Regions from separate parts of the Homo sapiens genome. Here region 2 is linked to region 1. A link is a loop called in an ENCODE intact Hi-C map of the cell type or tissue named here. Cell type or tissue: PC-9. All regions are shown on one strand.

What was found. Hi-C counts contacts between places; a loop is a spot of excess contacts. Peaks named below come from ENCODE experiments on the same cell type or tissue, not always from the same donor. Only the 100,000 strongest peaks of a DNase experiment are listed, where the experiment ranks them.
Region 2: it touches region 1 in a loop (4-fold over the local background); 1 of 110 quality-filtered maps calls a loop at or near these places.

Annotation. Positions count from the first base shown.
Region 1 is chr2:172,877,958-172,885,957 of GRCh38, forward strand. All of the region lies in intron 4 of RAPGEF4 (Rap guanine nucleotide exchange factor 4), which reads left to right. Among named protein-coding and RNA genes, the nearest start is that of RAPGEF4-AS1, 150 kb to the left of the region's middle. In PC-9, no CTCF peak of the experiment used is centred here; no DNase peak of the experiment used is centred here.
Region 2 is chr2:173,251,761-173,259,760 of GRCh38, forward strand. It overlaps MAP3K20 (mitogen-activated protein kinase kinase kinase 20), which reads left to right. Exons shown (of 20, transcript NM_016653.3): 17 at 6,939-7,055. The region is part of intron 2 of MAP3K20-AS1 (MAP3K20 antisense RNA 1); the gene reads right to left. Among named protein-coding and RNA genes, the nearest start is that of MAP3K20-AS1, 26 kb to the right of the region's middle. In PC-9, no CTCF peak of the experiment used is centred here; a DNase peak (open chromatin) is centred at 3,051.

The DNA of each region.
Region 1 (8,000 bases):
ATAGAGGCAAATAAACTCTAAGAAACTTTGTCTGTGACCCCTCCGTGACTCAGCCAGCATTACTAATTTGCTGTGGGAGGCAGGTTTTGAATTTGTTAGAACAAATTACTTAAGTTGTGCTCTTTGCATTAGAATCTGCACTTCAAATGAATTAATTCTACACCCACCTGGTGTGAAAAACAGCGTAAGGTTAGAGAGGTGGTAAAGTGGAACTAGAGATGGGGGAAGTGATGCTGTGGTTATTCTTCCTCCATCATTTCTGTGTAGGTCCTTCTGACCACATTTTCTATTGACAAGGTTACCTCCCCTAATCATTCTCTTCTATCTTTTTCCCACTCACCCAATTGTTGATGGACCCATTCACATTCTAACCTTGTACCTTACCTCAAAATATTCTGATGTCCATGTGAGTTTGTATCCAGAAGGATTCTCTGTGACAGTCTTATTTCTAGGAGAGTCTGTTCATTTCTAGGAAGGACTATAACTACAGCTTGGGGCAGATGGCAGCTGTCCAGATTGCAGTGTGTGATTATTTCTGTAGTTATTCCTGTTAAAAAAACATCCAAGTTTGTTAAAAATTGTCGGGAAGAAGCTCAGGAAAGGGACAGCATATTTCACTGAGAGCCATCAGAACTTTATTCTTTTGGAGAATGAAGGCAGGTAAAGTAGACAGATGGATTTAGAAACAACACCTGGATGAGAAGTCTTATATATTACATTCCCTGCTAAAGTAAAGAACTCAAAATATTTTATCAATTGACAAGGAAAGTCCACTAGCTAGAAAAAATGGGCAACAATGTGTATAGGCGATTCACAAAGAAAGGAATATATTTCTTCTTTTGGTCGATAATTATGTAAATATCACTAGTAGTCATAAAGACGTAAATGGAGACAATTAGATATGCTTTTTCACTCACCAGATTGGCAGTGATGGAAGTAATCAATAAATATGCAGTGATGGGAAAGCTGTGGGGAAACAAGTACTCTTGTACTCTGCAGGTGGGGCTGCAAATATTAGTTACATTTTGCAGTTGACAGGCAGTATTTATCAAAATTTTAAATGCACACACCATTTGGCCAAATACCCCTAAGTCTAGATATCTCTCCTTTGGAAATGCTTGCACATGTTCATAAAGATATTATATAAGGGCCTGTTTTTGGTAGTATTGTTTGCTATAGCCAACTACTGGAAAAACTCTAAATGTCCATCAGTAAAGGACTAGTTAAGTAAATCATAATTCATGCTTAACTTGAAATACTATAAGCTGTTTAAAAAACTGAGAGATCTATATATACTGTTATGGAAATATCTCCAAGACACACTGCTAATGCCCAAGCAGGAAGCTGCAGGGACAATACATATGATTATGATTCCATTCATTTAAAAAATAAACCTAAAGCCATAGCTTTGTATATATACTTAGATATGTACATAAATACACAGATAAAGTCATGTAATACTATATACCAAACCGTTGACAGTGCAGCAAAGAGAGGAATTGGGGTGGAGTGACGAAGCGGGACTTTTAATTTTTTACTCTACGTACTTCTGACCTTTGATATTTTATTACATCTCTATTACAATAAGGATGAATTACTTTGGGAGGCCGAGACGAGCAGATCACTTGAGTCCAGTAGTTTGATACCAGCTTGGGCAACATGGCAAGACCCCGTCTCTACAAAAAAACACAAAAAATTAGCCAGGTATGGTGGTGTGCACCTGTAGTCCAAGCTACTCAGAGGCTGAGGTGGGAGGATCACTTGAACCTAGAAGGTCAAGGCTGCAGTGAGCCGTGATCATACCACTGTACTGCAGCCTGGGTGACAGAGTGTGACCCTGTCTCCAAAAAATGGATTACTTGTATAATTTGTTAAGCGTATATAAAAATAGGAAAGTTGCAACTTAGCTTTCTGGGAAAAGTACTCTGAATTGCCTCCCAAAGAGACTGTTCAGGAAACCAAAGGTGGGTGGTACAACAAAAGCTTTTCCTTTTTATTTTGGTAGTGGTTGGTCCATTTATATAATGGAGCATGACAGGCTTTTTTCTGTACACTTTTCGGGAAGCATACCTGCATAGCCTGCAAATGAGGTGGCCATCACAAACAGCTAGCTGAGACAGCGACTTACCTGCAGACTGAAGGGGTGGGGGAATCACATGCCCACTTGCTGACTGGAACCAAAGAGTCCATCATTAAACATAAAATGTTGCTCAGGTCCCACTGTCTACCTCACTTCCCTGATGCCCCAGAGCTCTGGTGGACTCAGTGCTCCGCGCTCTGGGGAGCTCAGGAAGCCTAGGGCTCACAGCTATCATTAGATTCAATAGAGCTCACGCTCTATAAAATGTGCTTCTCTAGGCTCCTAACCAGCAGGCATAGCATTGCATCTCCCTGACACCTTCCTGAACTTCTATAAGTACACATTGCATAGTAATTCATTGTTTACATGTCAGTCTTCTTCTTTACTCTGTCTTTATTCATTTCTGTATTCCCAGAGCTCAATACAGTGCCTGGTATATAGGAAATGCTCAAGAAATGACTAGAATAAAGGATAAAAAGTCTAGATTTTGAAGAACTGTCTTATAAGTGAACTTTTGAAAACCTGGGCTTTCCTTGGTTGGATATAAGGGAAATGTATAGAAGCACGATAATTAAAAACTGGTACAATTAAAACTTAGCTATATGGCTAGTTGGTTCAATGTTTAGGCTTTGGAGTTAATAGCTTATGTTCAAATCCTGGCATTTCCACTTACTAGCCAGTGACTTGACAAGTTCTTTAACCTGCTTGTGCCTCAGTTTCCTCCTCTGTAAAATGGAGATACCAAAGTCAATCTACCTCACAGGCTGGTTGCTAGGATTCAAGAGATAGTGAACGCAAAGCTTTAACAGTGGGAATGGCACATAGATAAATTCATTTGTTGTTCACTCTTAGTGATTGTTGTCTAGAACCTTCAAGACATGTCATTCTAGTTGGTCAAGTTTTTTGAATACCCCTTTAAAAACTGAGTTTTTCTTATTTAACCAACTTTGTGTATTATCTTTTAAAAATGGCTTCTATTTCCTGAAACAATATAATGAGCATCTCCATTTTAACTCAGGAACATTGTCATAAGCAGTAATTATTGTCCTGTGCACAACACAGAAATACTGCCCACGCTTGTGGAGGTGTGTGGAGGTGTCACACTTCCCAACTACTCTGATTTTTGAGTTCTTCTGCCTTACATTTATTAATGGTCAACTTTCAATTCTTACTAAGCTCCATGGCCAGCTTTTAGTACTTTCTTTGACTGTTTTTCTTTTTTCTAATATACTGTGCTCTTGGGAATCAGACTACCAAGTATGTTATAATTGTGTAGAAATAAGAGTGGCTTGATGAGGCTCTTACTGAGCTCTCTAATGAATAAGGCGAATGCTTTTTATAATTTCCACATTGGTTGAATTCTTTCCTATTTAATGCCAATATTTTATGTATTTAAGACAGACAAAGTTTTAGCATATGCAAAAAAGTTTTATTCTATTTTCTATTCTACAGTTTTAACTTGAATTCAACATAATGCCATGGACTGAGCTAGAAGTTTTAGCACTTCCTCGGATAGAAGGAAGCAGCCTGCACTGTGGGGAAGGACATTAGGTTCAGGTCTTGGATCTGCTAGTTAGTTGCTGTGTGAGCTCAGTTTCATCTTCTCTAACAAGGAAAATAAGATGGGCACTCAGTTGTCAGCAAGGCTTAAATAGTCTGTTAATATCAGTGAAAGTGCTAACATTTTGTTGTTAGAAATGGTATTACTCCAACACGTTTGTAGTTTTTTAAATTGTACTTCTAAGGATCTGTATTGAGAGACTACTTTGGTATGCCTTATCAGAGAATTCATCAGTGGCCTTTAAATGACTCTTTTCATTTTAAACATTTTCTAAAACTGTTGTGAAGCTACTCTCTGAGGGATGATGGAGTAAGGTAGGGGGACAGGCTCTTAAAAATGCCACCCTATGGGGTTTAGTGAGCTGGGAGTTGGAAATCCCTTTTTCTAATAGATTTAACAATAAGCTCTTTTAGACATACAGATGGGAAAGCATTAAAATATATATGTGGTGTGTTCATGTTAACAGGGGACTGTTGATAATTAAGTAAATCCAACATTTTTCTTCTAAACTTATATTAACTTTTTCAAATTAAATTATTTCTGTACTAACCATCTGTCCTTGTGTTCCCAGCATGAAATGCCTTGTGATTAGTTAGTAAACTTTTACTCAATTTGAAATGTATCTGATACCGTTTCCCCGCTTCCATATTTACTTCCTCCTCTCTTTAGACCTCAATGGGTATCTGCCTGAAATGAATTCCTCTTTGCAGTCCTGTGTCCTCTGGGGCCAGCTGACCATGTTGAGACCTTGAGTTTGGATCCAATTTTGTCTTCATTACACACTTAATGGGCCTCACTCAGGGCCTGTTTAACTCTGTTGTTTAATGGAGTACAGGAACTTTAGAGACACCCAGGACTAAAATGCAAGAATCTAAAAGACATGGAAGCTGAATTTAAACCACAAAGAAGTTCAAAATGCACTATGAGAAGCTATCATAGGAGGAGGAGGAGGCTGTGTGTTATGAGGGAAGCATATGGAATTCAGAAACTCAAGGTCTGTGTTTATATCTGGACTTTTACCTGTGTGAGTCACTTAGCATTGTCATTTCATCATTAGCAGGTCATTTCATCTCTGAGACTCAGTTTCTTCATTGATGAAAGTGAGGATAGTGTCTGTTCTAGCTATAATGTAAAGTTGAAAAAAGCTCAAATGAGATAACATGTGAAAGTGCTTTACAGATCATAAGGTGCTAGCAAACATTATCATTATCATCATCATCATCATCACCATTATCACCATCCTAACTGCTGTTAGGAAGACATGCTAGATCCAAGAATTCTGAAGTCCTGGCTACTTGAAGCATCAGACTGTTTTCCTGCTTTTAGTTGCTTCAAGTCCAATTGTTGCATTTACTCATGTTTTGTCATTAAATTTTAAATTTGTTCATTTCCAATTATCCACTGATTTGGAAGCATGGAGTCAGAGTAGGGGAGCAGATGAGCAGGAACATGGTCAGAAGACAGGACTAGGCCAGTTTAAAGCAACGTGTTTAATATGTGTTAAAAAAAAAAAGGAGTGAATTTTACCTTAGGGCTAGACTTTGTCTTAGTCTGTTTTGTGCTGCTGTAACAGAATATATGAGACTGGGTAATTTATAAAGAACAGAGATTTCTCTCTTACAGTTCTAGAGGCTGAGAAGTCCAAGGTGGAAGGGCTTGCGGCTATCGAGGGCCTTCTTGCTGTATCATCTCATGGCAAAAGGCAGAAGAGCAACAGAGCATGCTTGCAAGAGAGGGCAGGAGATCCAACTCACAGCCTCAAGCTCCTTTTACAATCAGGATTAATCCATTCATGAGGTGGAGCCCTCATGACCTAAACACCTCCCATTAGGCCCCACCTCCCAACACTGTTGCATTGGGGATTAAGCCTCCAACTCCAATTGAACTTTGGACATTCAAACCCTAGCATACTTCTGACAAGTGGTCAAAAACATTCATATTGGAGTTTGATGAAGACTCTTGAAGAAAAGACCAATTCATGGTCAAACGTTAATAGAGGAAGGAAAATAGGACCTGACATTTTTAAAAATTCTGCTAGGTAAATACCTGGTGAAGTTTTACCCAGAAGATGTTTTTCTCTCCTAGAAGATGTTTTTAGGAAAGGTGGGTATGGTTGGAAGCCCGCTTCAGTTGGCAGTGTCTGGGAGAGGACTTAAGCCACAGAATCAACTTGTGTGGTCCTTGGGACCACAGAAAGCCCAACCCAAATCTGACTTCAAGCAGTGTGAAGATGAGATGCAAAATATGGTTTGGAAGAAGGCAAGAGCATTGGGTCCTTCCTTACCTTGCATTTAGGTTAGTGAAAAGAACAAACCATATATAAAAGTTATTTTGGAGGAGAGAAGGGGAGAAATTATATCTACGGTCAGTGAAATAATTGGCCTCATGGAGTTGGGACAGCAGCTATGGTATCACACCAATTTTTGTCTTCATTGATTAGGCTTCTTCCGGTAACTAAACTGTTGCCACAGCAATTTTGCTACAACAGTGACCTCTGATGACAGTGTTTAAATTCTACTATACCCCTGCACCTCCACCCCAGGACCAGGGAGCCAACAGTGAACTGTTAAAATGTATGAGGTAGTTCCTTGCTGGGAGGCTTCTCCTACAGCAGTGTTTTCAAGTTGGAAGCCATGAAAATGGTCTGAAATATTTTACCTTCAGATACAAGTCCTTAATCTCATGTTGACCTTGGACTGTAATTTGGATAACCAACAGTTTTATTCCCTATTTACAGCAGGGAGGTAGATTGATTAGGAAACTTGTGTTTGCAGTCAGTAGTGTTCCTACACTGGAGCCTCTATCCCTGTTTGGACTAACATTTGCAACATCAGTACTGAATTTGCCAGAAGATTCAGTTTTGCTTGAAGAAACTTATCTGAGATCACCTCCAGGCTTCTCATACTACTTGTCAGCATAGTGCGTGCTTGAACCAGCTGGAGATTCCAAAGCATTGCCTCATATGTGGGAATTCTGTGCTTGTATTAATGCCACACCTGTTCCATCCCTACCATACCCTCTGAGCATTTTGAGAAGAATGATAGGGCTGTTATTCAGCTGGTCCACACATGTGTGCCCCAAAAGAGTTTTAAAGGTCTGTTCTGAATGATCTGTGCCCATGCTGTTTAAATTGTGAGATATTTTGAACATGGTCCCTGTGATATGGTATTATTTTTTTCCAAAAAAATACATATGCAACATACTTCAGTTTAGCAGAGTTTTGTCTTTGATCATAAAAGGGAGAAATTTAGGAAGTTCTGACAGTGCTTGAAAATCATTTGCATTTGCCTTGATTTATTTACTTTCTGATGAAACATAAAGATTACTTGTAGCAAACGCTATTGTTGCCCCTCTCCGTATACCCTTGGCCTATGCCTGGGTTTGTCAGTAGCCACAGTGGACTGCCCCCTGTCCCCTGAAGGCCTCCCATTTCAAGTATCAGTATATCTCTACTTCATCTGAGGGTTTTCTTCAATGCTGGGGGATATTCACAGCCCAACAAGCCAGCACAGACACTTCAGGGATCTGATGCTCCCTGGTGCGTTTGACCATGAGGGCTGAATGCCCCAGCTTCTGCATCCCTCTGTGGGTCAGCGTTACAGTGTGTTCCACACAGTTCCCCAGTGGGTCCCCAGCAGGACAGAGCCCCAGTTGCCCATGGCGGTATTGGCTTTTCCTTCCCCCTGCCTCACTTTCCTCCTCCCTGCCTCACTTTCCTCCTCCCTTATCTATGCCTCCTGAGATTGCCTCCCAAGACCTGGTCTCTGGGTCTGTCTGGGGAACTTAAGCTAAGACAGAATTGTTCCCTGAACTACTGGTTTAGGTTCCCAGCTGGTCGCCCTGTGTATTAGTCCATTTCATGCTGCTGATAAAGACATACCTGAGACTGGGCAATTTACAAAAGAAGTGTTTTATTGGACTTACAGTTCCACGTGGCTGGGAAGGCCTCATAATCATGGCAGAAGGCAAAAGGCACTTCTTATGTGGCGGCGGCAAGAGAGAAAATGAGAGCCAAATGAAAGGGGTTTCCGCTTACAAAACTATCAGCTCTCATGAGACTTATTCACCACCACGAGAACAGTATGGGAGGAACCGCCCCCATGATTCAATTATCTCTCACTGGGCCCCTTCCACAACACATAGGAATTATGGGAGAACAATTCAAGATGAGATTTAGGTGGGGACACAGAGTCAAACCATATCACCCTGCTTGGCATCTTGCCACCAACACCCTGAATCTGTTAGAAATGCAAATTAACCAAGTGCCAGAACCTTTCATGGTTTCCTCTTGCCTAGGAATGGAGTCCCAGATCCCTAATGCATCTCGGTGCCCTGAGTGCCATGGCTGCTGCTGCACTT
Region 2 (8,000 bases), 370 kb after region 1:
AAATCTGTGCATTTTATTATATGCAAATTATACCTCAATAAGAAAATACACTTAAAATTGTTTAAATGTCTGTAACATCAGGTAAAGGTGATCTATAAAAGCCTGAAAGGCTAATTTTGGGAGTCTGTTTCTTTCTGAAATATCCTGAATGATCTTGGTCTTGATTGTTTAATGGTTTTATGTATAATGTTGATACATGCAATTAAATTTTGATAGGGAAAAATAGAGAGAGAGAGAGAGATTGAGATTATTGTCTGTGAATTGCCCAGAACTTTAAACTCTAGTTTTTTGTGCTACCTTTTAATCTCTTTTCCTCTTTGGAACATTTACCTCTATCTTATTTCTTTTTATTCCCTCACCTCTTCCCCCATTTTCTTCATTCCCTTTTTTCTTCCTTGTGGGAGATCACTTGTCTGTGATGTTTGGCATCACTTGTACTAGCTTGGAACTCTAAAAAAATTTAAACAGCTTGCAGAGAGTGTAATAGTGATTTCTCACAAAGAGATACTTAATTTAGCATCAACTGAGTGTCGTTTAGGATTTTATCTTCACAGTGTAAGAGTTTCTGTTTTAGTTGGCCAGTAGTCTTAATTCAGAAAATTTTTTCACTTGGTGATCCTGAAGCAGTTCAGATAGAATGCTTTCTCATCCTCCATTAGCCACACACGTGCTCCTAAAATTACCCAGGTATTTCAGCAGATAAACATGCATATTCTGGGCACCCACCAGAATTGTTGTATTTTTCATTCATGTCAAACACACACATTCCCCTCGCCCCAACAAAATTCCATTTGTTTCCTGTAGATTTGCATTGAGAGGCAGATTTTCTAGCTAGTGGAAAGTTCCGGGTAACTACTTTTTGCTACTCGAAATCCTAGCAAAAGCACTTCCCAGTGCCCACCTCCGCTCCTGGGCTAGTTCCCTTTTCCTGCTGAAGAGTAATTAGCACTCCCTGCAAATGCCCGTCAAGCACTTGTGCCCCACCACTTGCTACCTGTGTGACCTCAGTCAAATTACCTCATCTCTCTGTGCTTTGGTTTCCTCATCCAAGATAATGCTCTCTGGCTGCCAATCATACACAATACCTCCAGGCATCTGGTGCTGCTTCTTAGTAGTGCTGAATCAGGATATGTGGAAGCAGGGAAGGTCAGAATTGGTGTTATATGATCCATCTATGTAAGAAGATACGAATTTATTCCTTCTTTGCTTCATTTCATGAAACTGGCCATTGTTATGTTGCTGCTTGGCTGCATCTTCTCTTTTTCATCTCTGATCACTCCCTGGTACCCAAATGATTCACAGCCCCCTGCACGCCCAGACTCCTGCCCAAGTGAGACGCGCTGACCCAGCCTGCCCACTCCAGCAGGGTCCCTCCTCTAGCCCACTCTTCACACCTTCCTGCCCATCAAAGCTACCTTGTTCTCGGTCCCATTCCCTTTTATGGCTGCCAGATGACAAACCAGCTAATTGGAGCTGTGTTGGTGACCATATTGGTAATAATGATAATTATTCCTTTTTGAGCTCCTAATTCGGTTCTGGCACAATGCTGGGAACTGCATTTACATTATCTTAATCTTCACATGACACCACAATCCACTTCTGAGTAAAGAATGCTGAGGTTCAGAAAGGTTACATAAGTTGGCTATGGTTGGGAGGAAAAGGGACAAAACTGGAATTCAGGCCCAGGTAATCAAACTTTAAACTTGTGATCTTGCCCCACCTTGCCCCACAATGTCCCACTAGTAATGACTTAATGTATGGTTTTTTTCCATACTGTTTCCATTTTAATAGGAATCATCAACACCTTAATAAGAGGAGTGAATAACAGGAGCATTTCAGACTACCAGGGTGAGATGGTTTTGAAAAAGGAGTACTTTGCAGTTCCCATAGGACCTCAGAATAGAGAGATGTTTGCTTTTGAGAGTTGTTCACAGACATTCAAAGTGACCCTTGAATATTTCTAATTCAAAAGTCAGTGCCCACATTTCTATCACTCACCTCAAGCTAAAATCAGTAGTTTACCTGGGCCAGGTGCAGTTGCTCATGCCTATAATCCCAGCAATTTGTGAGGCTGAGGCAGGAGGACCACTTGAGCCCAGGAGTTCCAGACCAGCCTGGACAACATAGTGAGACTTCATCTCTACAAAGAATAAAGGCGAAATTAGCCGGGCATGGTGACACACGCCTGTGGTCCCAGCTACCTGGGAGGCTGATGTGGGAAGATCGCTTGAGCCCTGGAAATTGATGCTGCAGTGAGCTGAGATTGCACCACTGCCCTCCAGCCCGGGTGACAGAGTAAGAACCTGTGTCAGAAAAAAAAAAAAAAAATCTTACCCTGGTCAAAGTGAATGGTTTTAAAATCAGAGTCCACTAGGCCAGGCAAAGTGGCTCACGCCTGTAATCCCAGCACTTTGGGAGGCTGAGGCAGGCGGATCATGAGGTTAGGAGATCGAGACCATCCTGGCTAACATGGTGAAACCCCATCTCTCCTAAAAATACAAAAAAAAAACACAAAAAATTAGCTGGGCGTGGTGGCGGGCGCCTGTAGTCCCAGCTACTCTGAATCTGAAGGCTGAGGCAGGAGAATGGTGTGAACCTAGGGGGTGGAGCTTGCAGTGAGCCAAGATTGTGCCACTGCACTCCAGCCTGGGCAACAGAGTGAGACTTCGTCTCAAAAAAAAAAAAAAAAAAAAAATCAGAGTCCACTGTGCCCATTACCTGGTCCCTGCCACAGCCAAGGTACTGAAAAGGTTGCAGATATGTAAGTAAAATCCTATATTAGGCTCATAAACTTGTGGAATTGTTATTTTTAGTGATATTATTGATGACTTAATTCATTTTATTTGTAATGATAGCCTTTTCCGGGGTTGATCAGTTAAGTACTGGTTTCATGGCATCTCAATGTCTGCAGTGTGTCCAGTCCAATTCAATAACCATTTGAATCCCAGAGTTGTGGACAATCCTCACTGACAATTTATGACTCACAAGATGGCAAAAACATTAAGGATACCTTAGGCTAATTTGAAACTGAGCAGAATATAAGGAATTCCATTACTTTATTTGTGGATTACTTTTGTTAACTAGGCAACGATGACATCATAGATGCCCTGAAGCTACCTGGAGTTAGGTCAGGCCATTGTCAAATTAACTTAATGATTTACATGGGCACTGCATGTTGCAGCATATTCTCTTTCTCTCTTACCCAGCTTTGTAACAAGCAGAACCTACTTTTTAGTGAAATGAATGATGCCCTCCTTGTCTTATGACTTCCTTGATTATAGTTTTATTCCTTCTGTAGCTACCTTCTTTTATGGTTCAGGTAAAAGCCTTTCTTTAGTAGAAGGGAAAAAGAGAATTTAAAAATAAAAGGTCTCTAACCCTATTATTTGTATCAGTGTTTCTCCAAAAGTTGGACTTTGGGGAGCAGGGAAGCAGTTGCTGCAGGGAGGATGATGGCCACTAGCTTTCTTGGTTGTATCAACGAAATCTCTGGTCCTTCTTCCGCCTGCCTGTTGTCCATGGCTGGACCCATTTATGGAGCTCAACAAAATCATCCAGCAGGTTCACCTGCCACCTCTCCCGCTTGTCTGTCCCCATTAGTATCTCCTCCAGCTTTGGAGTCACACAGCCTTGTGCTGATGTCAACCACGTATTGGTCATGAAACCCTAGGAAAGTTCTTTAATCTTTCTGAGCCTCATTTTTCTCATTCGTCTAAAGGGAAAATAGTCCTGACTTTCAGGGTTCTGATGGATATCCAATAAAACAGCATGGTGTAAGTGCCCAGCAACATGCCTAGAGCATAGTAAGCACTCCACAAATTTGAGTTCTCCTCCTGTCAGCCGCTTCTTCACACAGAGCCGTTCTGACGGTGTGCAGAGGAGGGTCTGATTTCTAGCTTGAAGTCATGGGAGAGCTCCCTGGTTAGGAGATGAGAGTGAAGCAGGGGAAGTTCAGGCGTTTTCACACAGTTCAAGGTCTTTTGACTGTGCTTTTGACTAACTTAATTCCCAAACTTGACAGGCAAAAGAAACTGAACTAAGTAAACTCATCTCTTCTAAGGCTTTTTATCCCAGCTGCTGCCTTGAGGAGGTTCTTGCTATTTCAGAGAAGAGCAATCATGACACCAAACAGTCATTATCCTGCCCACTTACCTCAGGACCCACATTGCCTGGGTGGCAGTGGCTCCAAAACAAAGAAATACTGAGAGATTTGTCAATTCTGAGAAACTAATTTGACTTATGTTAGCCAAGAACCAGGTTTTCATTTTATTGAACGGACCTTTTCCTTCACTAATCGGCTTTCCGTCTTGTGAATGTGGCTGGCCAAAGAGGGCCAGACATGGGCCCTGCTTGGCTTGCGATTCATCTAGAGGCTTTCCGAAAACATCAGGCACCCCCAGCTTCCTGTTGAAGCCGACAGGCTTTCAACAGCCTCTTTGTGGATGCCTTTCCATATGAATTATGTCTGAGCTTGCTCTAGGAAACATTCCAGGTCCACTCTTATTTATGAGGGCATTTTCAGCATGTGAGGTGCTTGGTACATTAGCCTTAATCCTCAGGATTCTTCATTCTTCAAAAAACACAGAGCCAGGAGCAGTGGCTCATGCCTCTATCCCAGCTACTTGGGAGGCTGAGGTGGGAGGACTGCTTGAGGCCAAGCGTTCAAGACCATCTTGGGCAACATAGCGAGACACTAACTCTAAAAAAGAAATTTAAAAAAATAGATAGATAGATAGATAGATAGATAGATAGATAGATAGATAGATAGATAGACAGACAGACAGACAGATAGAGAGAATGTGCATTTATGGTCCAGGGGTCAAATTTGGTACAAAGACATGAGTTTATTTTCCTTTGTTTATCCCCAAACGTTTTTATTATTAAATTATTTATACAGCAAAGTTGAAAGAATTTTACAGTGAACCCTCCTAGCCCCCATTCAACCACTAACATTTTACTATACTTGGCTTATCACATATACTTGGCTTATCCATCTACCCCTCCCTCTAGCCATCCATCAATCTTTATTTTTTGATACATTTTAAATTAATTTGCAGACATCAGTATACTTCCTCCTAAATATTTCAGTGTGCTAGAATAAGAAATGCAGTTCAGGTGCAGTGGCTTACACCTGTAATCCCAGCACTTTGGGAGGCTGAAGTGGGAGGATCACTTGAGCCCAGGAATTTGAGACCAGCTTGAGCAACAACACAGTGAAACCCTAGCTCTACAAAAAATTAAAAATAAGAAAATATTAGCTGAGCATGATGGCACGTGCTTGTGGTCCCAGCTACTTAGGAGCCTGAGGTGGGAGAATCGCTGGAGCTTGGGAGGTCAAGACTGCAGTGAGCAGAGATCATGCTACCATACTCCAGCCTGGGTGACAGAGCAAGACCCTGTCTCAAAAAAATTGTTTTAATAATCACTATAAAATTAATTAAAAAGAGAAATACACAGATTTAATATATATATTCACTAAGTTTTGACCAATGCATGCACCTATGTAACCCAAACCTCTATCAATAGAGCACTGCTACCCCCAGAAAGTTTCCTCATACCCCTTGTAAGTCCCCATCTGCTGAAGCAAGCACCCTTCTGAATTTTTCTACCATTAATTAGTTTTGTCTGTTCTAGAATATCACATAAATGGAATCATTAGGTTGTTCTTTTTTTCTGTGTGGTTCTTTCACTCACTATAATGTTTTTGAGATTGATCCAAATTGTTGCATGCATCAATAATGTCTTCCTTTGTATTGCTAAGTAGTATTCCATTCTATGCATATATCACAGTTTATCCATTCTCATTTTGATGGACACTTGGCTAGTTTCAAGTTTCCTAGTCAACATGATAAAGCTGCTAAGAACACATCTAGACAAGTCTTTTTTCTTTTCTCTTGGGTAAATACCTAGGAGTAGAATTTCTGGGTCATAGAATAGGCATATATTTGGTTTTATAATAAATTACCAAAATTTTTCTGAAGCAATTGTACCATTTACATTCCCACCAACAATGTATTAATATTAATATGAGAGTTCCAGTAACTCTAAATCTTAGCCAACATTTGATGTTATCAGTCTTAGCCATTCTGATGGGTGTATAGTGGTACCTCATTGTGGATTTAATTTGCATTTTCCTGGTAACGAATGGTGTAAAGCACTTTTTCATTATATGGTGATTTTATTAAAAATTTAATTAACATACTATCGTTTAAAAATCTAGAGTTTTACATAAGGATCCTAATTCTCAGCTGTTCATGAAATATTAAAGGACCTAGCAAAACTGGGCTCATATTTCCACATGGGAACAATCAACAGAAGCCACGAAGTAGCTGTGCCTTTAGGGGAACTGTTCTTTGGTTTCCCAGAGTCCCTCACCCACCCCATAACTCCCTAGTTGTCCGTTATCATACATCATCACATTTGCACTGTTGTTTTCTTTCGTATTAAGAGGAAAGTGAGAGTTTCTTGAACCCACATCATTATCAATCTAGGAAAATTAAAGGTGGATCAAGAGGGCCTTATGTTTCAAGAAAGGTAGAAAACCCACATTTCTTTGTGGCAATGAGAAAATGTTCCTACAATGTTTAATATGTAAATTAAATGGGTCTATTTTAAAAGGTTGCCACTTAAAGCTTTATAAGGAAACTGCCTGGTTTTACTCCTTTTTATTATCTGCCTAGTCCCTTCAGGATTTTGAGTTTGTAACTCCTATAATAGAACACTTAACACTGATACATTATGTCTCAAGGCTGCACTAACTGGGGCTTATTTAGATATACATAGGAATCTAATTTCATGTCCTTTTATTGAAAAAGGAAAAAAAAAAAAGCCACTCCAATAATACTTCATTTAGAATATTTTATGTGTTAGGAAATATTGAGACTAAAAAAAAAATTGTTTCACTTTCTCAAATTCTGTAATTTTGTTTTTAATTCCAGGATTGTAAGTGGAAAATGTATATGGAGATGGATGGGGATGAAATTGCAATAACCTACATAAAAGATGTGACATTCAACACTAACCTACCTGATGCGGAGATTTTAAAGATGACAAAGGTAGGGTTCTATTTACGGCTTAAAAGCTCTTTTGAATTCACAGATATCAAACAAAGACATTAAAATACCCCAGCAGTGTGCTTTTGTGCTTGTCCATGCTCACATCAGCTCAGCCTCGAGCTGGCTGTTGAAAGGCACATTTTATTTAGCAGACTGAGATCATAATAGGTTTTTGTTAAAATTCTACTTATGCTGTGTGAACTAAAAAGCACTGCAAAAAGGTATCGTTTAATTTTTTTTTAATTTTTTTGTCTATTATTTCTTTATGCTTACTCTGCCATTTATTAAAGGAGGGAAAATGTGAACGATGAAAATATTTACTTCAAATTTTGACTATTTAAACTTTGGAAAACTTTTCCCGGAGAATGACTTTCTTGGTTGAGGTCAATTTCCTGAAGGACTGAGATGAGGTTAATTATGAGGCACACAGTGAAGTCTTAATGGCTTCCTTAAGTTCACACCTATGAATTCCTGGAGTGGCCAGAGAACATGTTACTACTCCAGGGTCAATGGTGGAAGCATGTTGATGGAAGCATGCTGATGAAAACAAGAAAGACTTGTGGAAATGCTTAGCTTGCTCCTCAAAATGGAAAAAAATTCAATTCTGTCCCAATCATACTGGAACAATACATATGAGACTTCAATTGTAGAAGGTCAACAACTTCAGGTAAATAACCATGAAGTCAACAGGATAGTCACCATAACCTCACATAATCCATTAACTGTAATACACTATTCACCAGGTCTTTGGTTTCAGTGAAGAAAGTGGGGCGTGTAGCAAAGGACCCAGATACAAACACAAATAGGGAACTAAAATGGTTCTTCAAAGACATGCATTAGAGTGCACATCAGAGTGCTAAACCACCAAGTCCTTTTAATTTGCAAGTGGACATCAAGCAGATTGATTTGATATTCATTGTTGGATTCCACTGTGCATCTAGGAGT